Linked DNA regions of Homo sapiens: region 2 is linked to region 1. Evidence: chromatin loops called from intact Hi-C (ENCODE). Cell type or tissue: endothelial cell of umbilical vein. All regions are shown on one strand. Links, peaks and the distances in the headings refer to the core of each region. The heading gives the core; the rest is flanking DNA. Region 1 has its middle 3.5 kb from the start of LINC01629. Region 2 has its middle 49 kb from the start of LRRC74A.

What was found. Hi-C counts contacts between places; a loop is a spot of excess contacts. Peaks named below come from ENCODE experiments on the same cell type or tissue, not always from the same donor. Only the 100,000 strongest peaks of a DNase experiment are listed, where the experiment ranks them.
Region 2: it touches region 1 in a loop (5-fold over the local background); 10 of 110 quality-filtered maps call a loop at or near these places.

The regions. Positions count from the first base shown.
Region 1 is chr14:76,953,414-76,958,781 of GRCh38, reverse strand. No RefSeq gene overlaps it. Among named protein-coding and RNA genes, the nearest start is that of LINC01629, 3.5 kb to the left of the region's middle. RefSeq lists a silencer at 2,005-2,364 and enhancers at 1,922-2,456, 2,705-2,774, 4,537-5,106, 5,107-5,368. In endothelial cell of umbilical vein, for the core only: no CTCF peak of the experiment used is centred there; DNase peaks (open chromatin) are centred at 1,151, 2,251 and 3,781; H3K27ac peaks cover 4,853 bases.
Region 2 is chr14:76,872,986-76,878,353 of GRCh38, reverse strand. No RefSeq gene overlaps it. Among named protein-coding and RNA genes, the nearest start is that of LRRC74A, 49 kb to the right of the region's middle. In endothelial cell of umbilical vein, for the core only: a CTCF peak has its summit at 2,181 (motif pointing left); a DNase peak (open chromatin) is centred at 2,133.

The DNA of each region.
Region 1 (5,368 bases), core at 85-5,084:
AAGTCATCATAAATGGCCCAGGTGAGAGTGGTGCCCTGTTGCTAGGGGCTACCGGGTCCAGGCAGTAACTCAGATGCCTGCCCCAGGAAAACCCTGACAGTGGAGGAAACGCCTGTGTTTCTATCCCAAGCTGGTTTGCCTCGCTCCTGCTGAACACAGTAAAAAGAAGGTAGAATCCACACTGCAGGCCCTGAGACAACAAATGCTCACCCTTCTGAGGAAAGCTGCCTTTAACAAAGGGGAGTAGGGCTTGGCTGGCCCTGGAAAGAATTTGCTACGGGTGCTGGTGTTAGGGAGGGTATGGTACCAGCCAGTGTGTAGGAGTTCTGCTCATGGGAGGGTGTACCGGGTGTGTGCTGATTCCTCTGTGTGTGCCCAGGAAGACGGCAGCTAGTGTAGACAACCAGGGAGTGCCTGACTGGCAGCTGGAATGCCAGGGTTCTCTCAGCCACCTGTCGGTCCTGTGACCTTGGGACTTAACCTCCCAGTCTCAGTTTTTCTCAGCTGCAAAATGGGGATGCTAAGAATCTCCTTCACAAGATTGCTAAAGAGGTAAAACGAATGGATGTGCATATTCTCCCAGCGGCTGGACAAAGTGGCTTATGCCTATAATTCCAGGACTTCAGTAGGCAGACGCAGGAGGATCACTTGAGCCCAGGAGTTCAAGACCAGCCTGGGCAACATAGCAAGACCCTGTCCCTTCAAAAAAAAATTAAAAATTAGCTGGGCATGGTGGCATGCACCTGTAGTCCCAGTTACTCAGGAGGCTGAAGGGGGAGAATCTTTTGAGCCCGCGAAGTCGAAGCTGCAGTGAGCTATGATCGCGCCACTGTAGTCGAGCCTATGTGGCTGAGAGAGACCCTGTCTTAAAAAAAAAAAAAAAAAGTTGTTCACCCAGGGACACAGCATGAGGGCTGCTCTGGAGGTAGGGGCTGGCATGGAGTTGTGCTCCTCCCCCCTGGGCCCTCACTCTGCCTGCGGGTGTCAGGCAGTGTGTGGTCTGGGGAAGGGCAGGGCAGGGCACAGCAGCTCCCGAGCCCCTCGTCTGTGATTTCCTTCCTGACTTCCTTGGCTGCCCAAGGCAGCACTAAATCAGGTCACCACATCTCTCTCCTCACAGTAGGTGTCATGCAAACAGCTCCTGCCCAGCTCCCAATCCAGGTCACCATCTCCCCACCCACTCCCTTTTCTGGCAGCCAAGGAAAGGGCTTCTTGGTGCTTTTATTCTTAAGTGGCCGTTTATTAGACCCTGGCTATGTGCCTGACACTGGGCCTATTGCTTTAAGTAGAAATAACAGGCACCATTTGCTGCATGTGATATACCAGACCCCATCATGAAATTATCCTCTTTTAGGGAGATATGATCACCTCTATTTTATAAGTGTGGAAACAGGCTCAGGAAAGGTATCTCATTTAAGGTCCCTGTGGCAAGTGCAGAGCCTAGGCTGAGACCTAGATGTGGAGATGTGGCTGATTCCAGAGCCTGTGTTTTCAGCCCCTGAGGTCCCATGTTAGGGGACTGGTGGCAGAGGGTGGGATGGGAGCTGGGGGTGCCAGGGGAGGGAAGGTGTGCCACTTTGGCCTCAGAAACCCCAGGGTCACTCCAGGAGACAAGGTGAAGTCTGAGGGGAGGAGGCTGGGGCTGAGGGAGGGGGGTGGGGGGGACACACACACACTCACCCAGACACACGTATGACACACACATGACAGGCCCACAGGCCAACACAGATGCCCACAGACAGGGACAAAGACCCACCAGACAGGCGCAGGGATCAACATGCACTAAGACACATACACAGACTCAGCCATACACAAAAGACAGACACAGCCGCGAAAATATACACCGGTGATGGACAGGCATCAGACATACAGACAGACCCTGCCACACCCGCACACACCCACGCCACACACCCCTGCTGGAGGGAAGGGAAGGAAGAGCCTCTGCCTCATTTCCGGGCCTCCTCCTCCAAAGCGGAGGGAAAAGCCTTCTGCAGAAGTGCTGAGTCAGCAGCGGGTGACAAATGAGCCTCCGGGCGGCGGGAACGGGCGCGAGCACTTAGCATGCAGAGCGCGTTCGTGCCAGCGCCAGCCCCGGCCCGCGGCGGGCGAGGGGGCAGGGAGCGGCGGCCGGCTGCCCGCTCGGGGGAGGCCTGGGGGAGGAAGTGACTCGCTTTGACTTTGCAAACGCCCGACTTTGCAGCCCAAGGTCACGCAGCAGGCGCCGCCAGCCGGCTTCCTGCAGGGAGGCGGGGTGGGCTCTGGCTGGCGCTGGGCGGCAGCCGGGCCAGGCAGGGGAGGGGCTGGACCCGGGGAGGGGAGGGGAGCAAGAGGAGGGGGTGGCCCTCCCAGTGTGGCAGGACTCCGCAAGAACAGACAATGGAACTGCGAGGAGAGGTCCCTGAGCGCGAGGGCCGTCTCAGAAATGCCCAGGGCCGGCCCAGGGAGCTGAGCGTGGCTAGAGCTGATCCCTGGGGTTCTTCTGCTCGCCCGAAAGCCCCCACTGGAATCTAGTCAAAGGGCACCTCGCAGCACGCCTGGGTTGCTGCAGCCGCCCCAGGCAGACTTCTTCCCTCCTGCCCCTCTAATTTATTCTTCACGGAACAGCCAGCGAGTTCTTTTCAAAACATCAATCACATCATTTCCTGTGATGGCTTCCCTCTGCCCTTAGAATAAATCCAGCCCCTCATTGCGGGTAACTCATCTCCGGCATGAGCCACTCTTGATTGTGAAAGGATGAGCTATTAAAAACGACACCAGGAGGACATGCCTGAACTGGGACTGTCCCAGCACCAGGCCCAACTTCTAGCCTGTTCCCACTGCGGCACTTCTGCCTACACCCCCCTTCTTTGCATGGCTGGCCCAGGTCTCAGCATGAATGTCAATGTCGTCTCTGCAGAGAGACCTTCCCTTGCCATCCACCTGCAGAGGTCCCTGCTCCTTAAGCAGTTATACTGCTTTATTTCCTTCATAGCTTTTACCACCCTCTGATTTTACCTTTTTTGTTTGTTTGCTTCTCTTTTGTCTATTTCCCTCCTTCAATAAAAGCTTGAGGGCAGAGACTTTCTCGGTTTTGTTTGGCTCTGCTGTATCCCCAGTACCTGGAAGAGTGTGTGGGACATAGTTGGTGCTCAGTAACATTAAATACAGAAATGAATGCACCAATGGGTGGCAGACCTGAAAGTGAACCAAGTCCTGGGAGGACAGCCTCAGGGACACATAACAAGGAGAGGGCCAGGGCCTGCGTGGGGGTGTTCCTGTGCAGGATCTATGGATAAGAGCCGCAGGGGCTTTGGGAGGCGGAGTGGGCAGATCACCTTAGGTCAGGAGTTCGAGACCAGCCTGGCCAACATGGTGAAACCTCGTCTCTACTAAAAATACAAAATTTAGCCAGGCGTGGTGGCGGGCGCCTGTAATCCCAGCTACTCAGGAGGCTGAGGCAAGAGAATCACTTGAACCTGGGGGGCAGAGGTTGCAGTCAGCTGAGATCATGCCATTGTACTGCAGCCTGGGCGACAGAGGGAGACTCAGCCTCAAAAACAAACAAACAAACAAACAAACAAACAAAAAAGGCTGCAGGGGCTCCTGACCCCTGAAAGCAGCAGGAAGGCTTTAGAGAAATCCTGAGCAGGCTTGAGAATCTCTGCTAGCTCTGTCTTTAGGCAATATTTACTATCTGGAAAGTAAGAATGAACACAACTTCTCCAGGGTTGTTGACGGCTCCTGGTCCTCTCCCAGATGTCACCTCCCTTCCTTGCCAGCTCCTAAGACACACTTGGCTCTGCTGGGAAATCCAGGAGTGAATTCCCTTCCTTTGTTTGTGAGTGTTGCACTGTTACAGGGGGCCATGATGGAGGCGTCAGCTGTGTTTCCACTCTGGGTCCTGCCAGGGTTGCCTCAGTTTCTTCCTGGATGGGCAGAGATTGAGCAAGGCTCTGCTGCTCTGAGGTGAACCTCTGGGAACAGGGAGGAAATCTGGCAAAATACAAAACCTACAAAATGTTCTTGCCCTGGCTTTCTGGCTTCAGTTGACTCCCAGCCTGGAGGACATTTTTTTTTTGCATTTGTTTTTTAATTCCTGTCTTCCCTATCCCCGCCCCAGAGTGAGGATCTGGTGAGATAATAATCATGATAGTGCTTTGAAAGTATCCCTGGCAGGCTGAGTAAATGGTAAGTCACACCTGTAATCCCAGCACTTTGGGAGTCTGAGGCAGGAGGGTCGATTGAGACCAGGAGTGTGAGACTAGACTGGGCAATATAGTGAGACCATCTCTACAAAAAATTTTAAAAATTAGCTCCTCGGGAGGCTAAGGTGAGAGGATTGCTTGAGTCTGGGAGGTGGAGGTTGCAGTGAGCTGAGATTGCACCACTGCACTCCAACCTGGGTGATAGATTGAGACCCTGTCTCAAAAATAAAAATAAATAAATAAATAAATAAAGGTATTCCTGGCTGAGGAATATAAGGGACTGTCATTATTACTATTTCTCTGCTGAGATTTACTCACATGGCTATGGGGCACAGAGGCTGTTGAGCCGCCTTTCTCCCATGTTCAGGAGGCCCCCCAGGAGCCAGTTTTTCTTTTTCTTTTTTCTTTTTTTTTTGAGACGGAGTTTCACTCTTGTTGCCCAGGCTGGAGTACAATGGCGCAATCTCGGCTCACTGCAACCTCCGCCTTCTGAGTTCAAGCGATTCTCCTGCCTCTGTCTCCTGAAAGTAGCTGTGATTACAGGTGCCCCCCACCATGCCCAGCTAATTTTTGTATTTTTAGTAGAGACAGGGTTTCACCATGTTGGCTAGGCTGGTCTCGAACTCCTGACCTCTGGTGATGCACTCGTCCCGGCCTCCCAAAGTGCTGGGATTACAGGTTTGAGCCGCTGCGCCTGGCCAAGCCAGTTTTTCTGACTCCTAACTCCCACCCCATCTCTGTGAGCTGGGCCTGCTGGTTCTGCTTCTGTGGAGAAAAGAGAAAGTGAAAGTGGCCCGGTGGAAGAGGCTCCCCTTGGAGCTCAGGGCCTGCTGGCGGCCTGTGGAGAGATCCCAGCAAGAAAGGGGAGCTCCTCCGCCCCACCCCAGGCCCCTGCCCTGAGCTGCCCGCACAGCCTTGGCCTGCCCTGTGGCTTGGCTCCTTCCTGCCACAGCCCTGGGCAGAACAGGCTGCCTGGGCAGCGGGAGAGTGGCCTGAGGCCACTGTTCCTGGTCTTCTGTCCTGACTCACCCTTCCAAAGTGGGTGAGAGGAGGGAAGGGAGGGCGTGGCAGCCAGGAGCTGTCCCCTGTGGGATGGGTTAGAAGCTGGAATGGCTGGGCCCTTGGGTCAGGATGCCACAGGGCTTCCCAGTGATATCACTGGGAGGCCCAAGGTATAGGTGTGG
Region 2 (5,368 bases), core at 185-5,184, 81 kb after region 1:
GCCATGTTGGCCAGGCTGGCCTCGAACTCCTGACCTCAAGTGACCCACCTGCCTCAGCCTCCCAAAGCGCTGGGATTACAGGTGTGAGCCACTGTGCCTGACCCACACTATCATTTTAAAAAGGTCTTGGAGTATGCTATGACTCTGCCCTCACCCTGCAGAGCCGTCTCCTTTAGACACCCACGTTCCCTGATGGCCCTCAAGGCCCCACCTGACCTGGCCATGTTCCCTCTGAACTTGCTTGTACCACGCTTGCTCTCCTTCCCTCCATCTGCTCTGGCCACAAGGGACACACCAAAGGGCTCCTGCATGGAGACTTTTCTTCAGCTGTGCCCTCTTAAGTGCTTCCCCCAGATGCCGCGTGGCTTCCCACAAGGCCTGCAAGCCTGCCAGCCTCCTGGCTCTATTTTTCCCCATAGCACTTCTAATATACTGTATGATTCACTTATTTCTTACATTATTGGTCAGTCTTCTCTTGCTAGAATGCAAACTTCACATGAGAGACAGGTTTTGTCTTTTTTTATTCACTGATGTATCCCAAACACCCACACAGCACAGGACACACAGAGAGCCCTTAATAAGTATTTACTGAATGTCAGTGAAGTCATTTACACTTTGGTATAAATAAATGTGCATTCTCCCCCTTTACCCCAGATAATTTGCCTTCTGTTTTTTCCCTACTAATTTCTAGAAGGGGTTATTTCTTGCATCACAGTGCACTTGGGAAAGGCATTTTGGGGCTGTGGGTTTTACAGTCTTTTTTTTCTTTTTCTTTTTTTTTTTTTTGAGACAGAGTCTTGCTGTGTCGCCCAGGCTGGAGTGCAGTGGCACGATCTCGGCTCCCTGCAAGCTCTGCCTCCCAGGTTCACGCCATTCTCCTGCCTCAGCCTCTCCGAGTAGTTGGGACTACAGGCGCCCGCCACCATGCCCGGCTAATTTTTTGTATTTTTAGTAGAGACGAGGTTTCATGGTGGTCTCGATCTCCTGACGTGATCCGCCCGCGTTGGCCTCCCAAAGTGCTGGGATTACTAAGCATGAGGCACCACGCCCGGCCTACAGTCTTGAAATAACACTTAGTAGACTGAAGACCCACTGTGGGGCAAGGACTCAAGGAGAGAGAAGCCCAAAGAACTGCCTCACACTCCTCAAAATCAGAGGGGGTGGGTGGCAGCCTCCTGGGTTTGACAGAGAGGGAAGGAAGGGATAGCATCTCACCCACGTTTATTATGTGACCACAGCTGGCTGCTCCAAGGACAGGGAAGAAGAGAGAGGCGTGGAGAAATAGACAAGCTACTCGCAAGGTTGTAGTTGTATTCAGAAGGTGTCTGGTTGCTTGCCTGGACTTCCCTTCCTGCAGCTACTAGATGTGGCAGGTGGGCCAGAGTTGCTGAGAAGCTAAAAAAACTCAAGCTGCAGGGACCTGCACTGCAGTGAGGCCCCTTCCAAGGCCCTGGGGGGATTTGATGCTTATGGTCTTGTCAGCTTTAAGAAAATGTGTCATTTGTTGTGATTCTTCCCCCTCATTCTAAACATCCACTTTCTATCCCTAACATTGTATTTGTGAATTTGTATTTTTTTCTTTTTTTTTGAGACAAAGTCTCATTCTTGTCCCCCAGGCTGGAGTGCAATGGTGCCATCTCAGCTCACTGCAACCTCTGCCTCCCGGGTTCAAGTGATTCTCCTGCCTCGGTGCCTCCTGCCCCCCAACCCTGAATAGCTGGGATTACAGGTGCCTGCCACCATGCCTGGCTAATTTTTGTATTTTTAGTAGAGACACGGTTTCACCATGTTGGCCAGCCTGGTCTAGAACTCCTGACCTCAGGTGATCCACCCGCCTCTGCCTTCCAAAGTGCTGGGATTACAGGCGTGAGTCACCGCACCTGGCTGTATTTTTTTTTTAAAGAGGGCCCCTAAATTGTATAAGCTCAGCTCCCACAGAACCTGGACGTCGCAGGGAGGCTGAAGGCTATGGCCCAGGCTCCCCTGGTGCAATCTGTGTCACTGAAGCTGGCTGCATTGCTGCTTTTCTGAGGGCACCTAATAAGAATTTGATTTCCCTGAGCCAGTGTGGGGTCCTATTTTCTTCTGTGCATCTCAACTGAGCCTTAGGGAGCTGGGAAAGGCTATGGAGATGGGGTACTTGTGGGGTTGGAGCACCCTCTGCTGGGAAAGCAGAGGTACAGCCGGGAGTGGCTGCACTGAATCAGGGTTGTTAGACACAGGTCAGAAAGCAGGAGGGGCTTGGACTTAGCTCACAGACAAGCCCCTCTTTTGGGGCATGGGCACATTGGAGCACACACACCTCATCTCTGAAATTCAAATGCGAGTATGCTGCTGTGTACATGTGCTCCATTTCCATCCCACCTGGAGGAATACCAACAGGAGTAACCGCAATTCAGTTCTGACACTAACCCCCCTAGGGTTGGCAGCAGACTTTAGTTTTCGGGCTCAGTCCTCCACAAAACTGCCTCTGTTTCAGTACCAGCTGCAAGTTGGGCACCCAGACCACCTGCACTTCTGACCAGCCAGCTACAAATTTGAGCATCCCCACTGCTTCCCCAGTTTTGATAATTTGCTGGAATGACTCAAAGCTCACTGAAAGCACGATACTGTGCTTATAAAATCACAGCTTTATTACAAAGATACAGCTCGGGAACAGGCACACGAACAGTGACAGAGGGCAAGGTCTGGGAGGGAGCACAGAGCTTCCATGTTCTCTTCCCATGGAATCAGGGATCGCCAGCCTCTGGCATCTCAATGTGTTCACCAACCAGGGAGTTCTGCAGAGCCTCAGTGTGCAGAGTATTTACTGGGGTTTCATTGCCTAGGCTTGCTTGAGTGAACACTGGCCACATGACTAAACTCAATCTCCAGCCCCCTCTCTCCTTCCTGGAAGTCTATTGGCCAAAAGTACCAACCTCTAATCCTGTGGGTGGTCTTTCTGGTGACCAGCACCTGCCTAAAGTGATCTAGGGGTCCACCCTGAGCCACCTCTTTAGCATAACAAAGATTTTCATCTCTCAGGAAATTACAAGGGTTTTGAAGCTCTGTGCCAAGAACCGGGAAGAAGACCAACTATATTCTTTATCATCAAATAACACATCCACACAAGCACAAATCATGTCTCAGGTAGCCTGGACCCCACAGCATTTAGCCAGTCACTCTGTTTCATCCACAGACTGCCTAGGGTGGTGGCAACACAAGCCAAAGCCCTCTGAGGGTTCCCTGGATGACCTTCCATAAAAGGAGCTCCCGGGCCTGGGGCAGCCTCACCCCAGCTGCCCTTGGGTTCCCTCCCCTCCAGGACACCTGCTTCTTGAAGAATGGTTCAAGGCCACTGGGCAGGAGTTCGTGTTTAGGGCACAGGCTGGCCTTGCCAGTCATTGTGTTCTTTTGTTTAAAACAAAACAAAACAAATCCCAAGCCCCCACTTGGCAAGGCAGGCCTGGTCGCCTGAGGACACCACAGCTGCCACCATAGTCAGACACCAGAGGCTGCAGTTTGCATCGTGAACCTGCAGGCCCGGGACCATGAATGACACCCTGCACCGTTACCACTGCTGCCCCGGGAACTCCACTGAACTTCAACGTTGCAGCTACCACAGGGAATTCTCTGTAGCCCTTGGTTCTTTGGTGCCAGCTCCTGTATTTGGAGTGGCTATCTGGGTAGGCATAATCCTATGTCCCAGCTGCCTTCCCCAACACTTGTAAGGTAGGGCATTTTTCAGCCCAGGTGGGAAGCCAAAAAAAAAAAAAAAATGCCGGATGTCTCTCTGTCTCCTGTTCTTTCAGGCCTATGATACTGCGCTGCCCACACCACACCCCCCAGTGCTGCTGGCCCCTGGTCTTCCCACCCCACCCTCCAAGACCATGGACAAATTCTTCTGTTTTAATGCCAGCCTGAAGCCATGGCCTGAGATTGGAACACCCCCCATGGTATTTCCAACACCTATTAGTTGGGTGTTTCAAAGATAGCTGTTCAGTTTGGTCCCTCCTGTGCTCTGCTGGTCCTCCAGCTCCCCATACCTCTCCCTCTCAGGAGTGGAACACCACTGTAAGGAGGGCATGCTTATATTAGGCACTTACTGTATGCCAGGCCTTGGGCTTGGTGTTTCATGTGTGTGATTTCATTAAATCTTCACAGCCATGTTCTCTGATGGCCTTCAAGCCCCCACCTGACCTGAACACATTCCCTCTGAACTCACTTCCACCATGCTTTCCTTCTTTCCATCTGCTCCAGCCACAGAGGACACACCCTATAGAGGAGGTGGTACCACTAACATTCCTGTTTACAGATGAGCAAACTGAGATTCAGAGAGGATAAATGAATTGCTCAGAGTCAGAGATGGTAATTGGTGAAGCCAAACAGAATTCAAACCCAGGAGTGTCAAATGCCAGAATTCGCAGGCTTAATCCCTTCATAGTTCTAGTACACAGATATCCACACTCCGCTTCTCCCACCTGCTCCCAGCACAATTTCTGAGCCATGCAGCTGGTGGGGAGAGGGCATCAACTTGCCCTTGAGAATTTGGCCACACAGAGCACCATCTCAGCCTTCGCCGCCTTCCGTTAGCCAGTCCAGCCTGGCAGAGGGGCGGGGAGGCAACGTGGCTAAGCCCTCAGGGAGCCACAGCTGTATTGCCAGGGCCTGGATCTTGGCGTTGCTACTTACTGGCTGGGGCACCTTGGGCAAAATGCTTAAATTCTCCACACGCCCCCCTCCGCCCCCGTTTCCCTGGCTGCAAAATGGGGATTCTACAGTGCTCACTATGCAGAATCACTGTAAGGATGCTAGGAGTGAGTGCATGAAGCCGCATTGAGTCGGGTATGGAAGGACAGCAAGCACAGGGTGCCGTCTCTCTGGGTTGCAGCCTGACCACCTCTGAAGGCTGGGCCAGCGCCTCTGAGCCATCTTTGACCTTGACGCCCCTCCTGCTCCTGCAAGGCCCCTCTACCTCTGCCTCGTCCTCCATGGGAAAGCTGCAGCTGCTGCTGGGGTCCTCCTGCCTGCCAGCCTCCTGACCTGCCAAACTGACAAAGCGCTTGTGCAGTCCTGTCCTCATGGAGCAGGACTCCTCTCTGCGGTCTGCCCAGCTTCAGGGCGGGCTGACTGGAGAAGATGAATAAATATTCATGGAGCTCTTCCTGGGTGCCTGATTTTCTTCCTCACAAGGGTGCAAGATGGTCACAATGAGGACACGGAGCCTTGGAGAGGTCTGCCCAGGGGTTGGGCTGCTGGACCTTTCGAGGCTCAGATTCCAAGTTGGCGTTCCTCAGGGGCAGAAGTTTGGGAGATCAGAGAAACTTGCTAAGACCCCAAGTTTAGGAGAAGGCAAAGCACAATTCTCCGGATGACTTTTGGAGCTGAC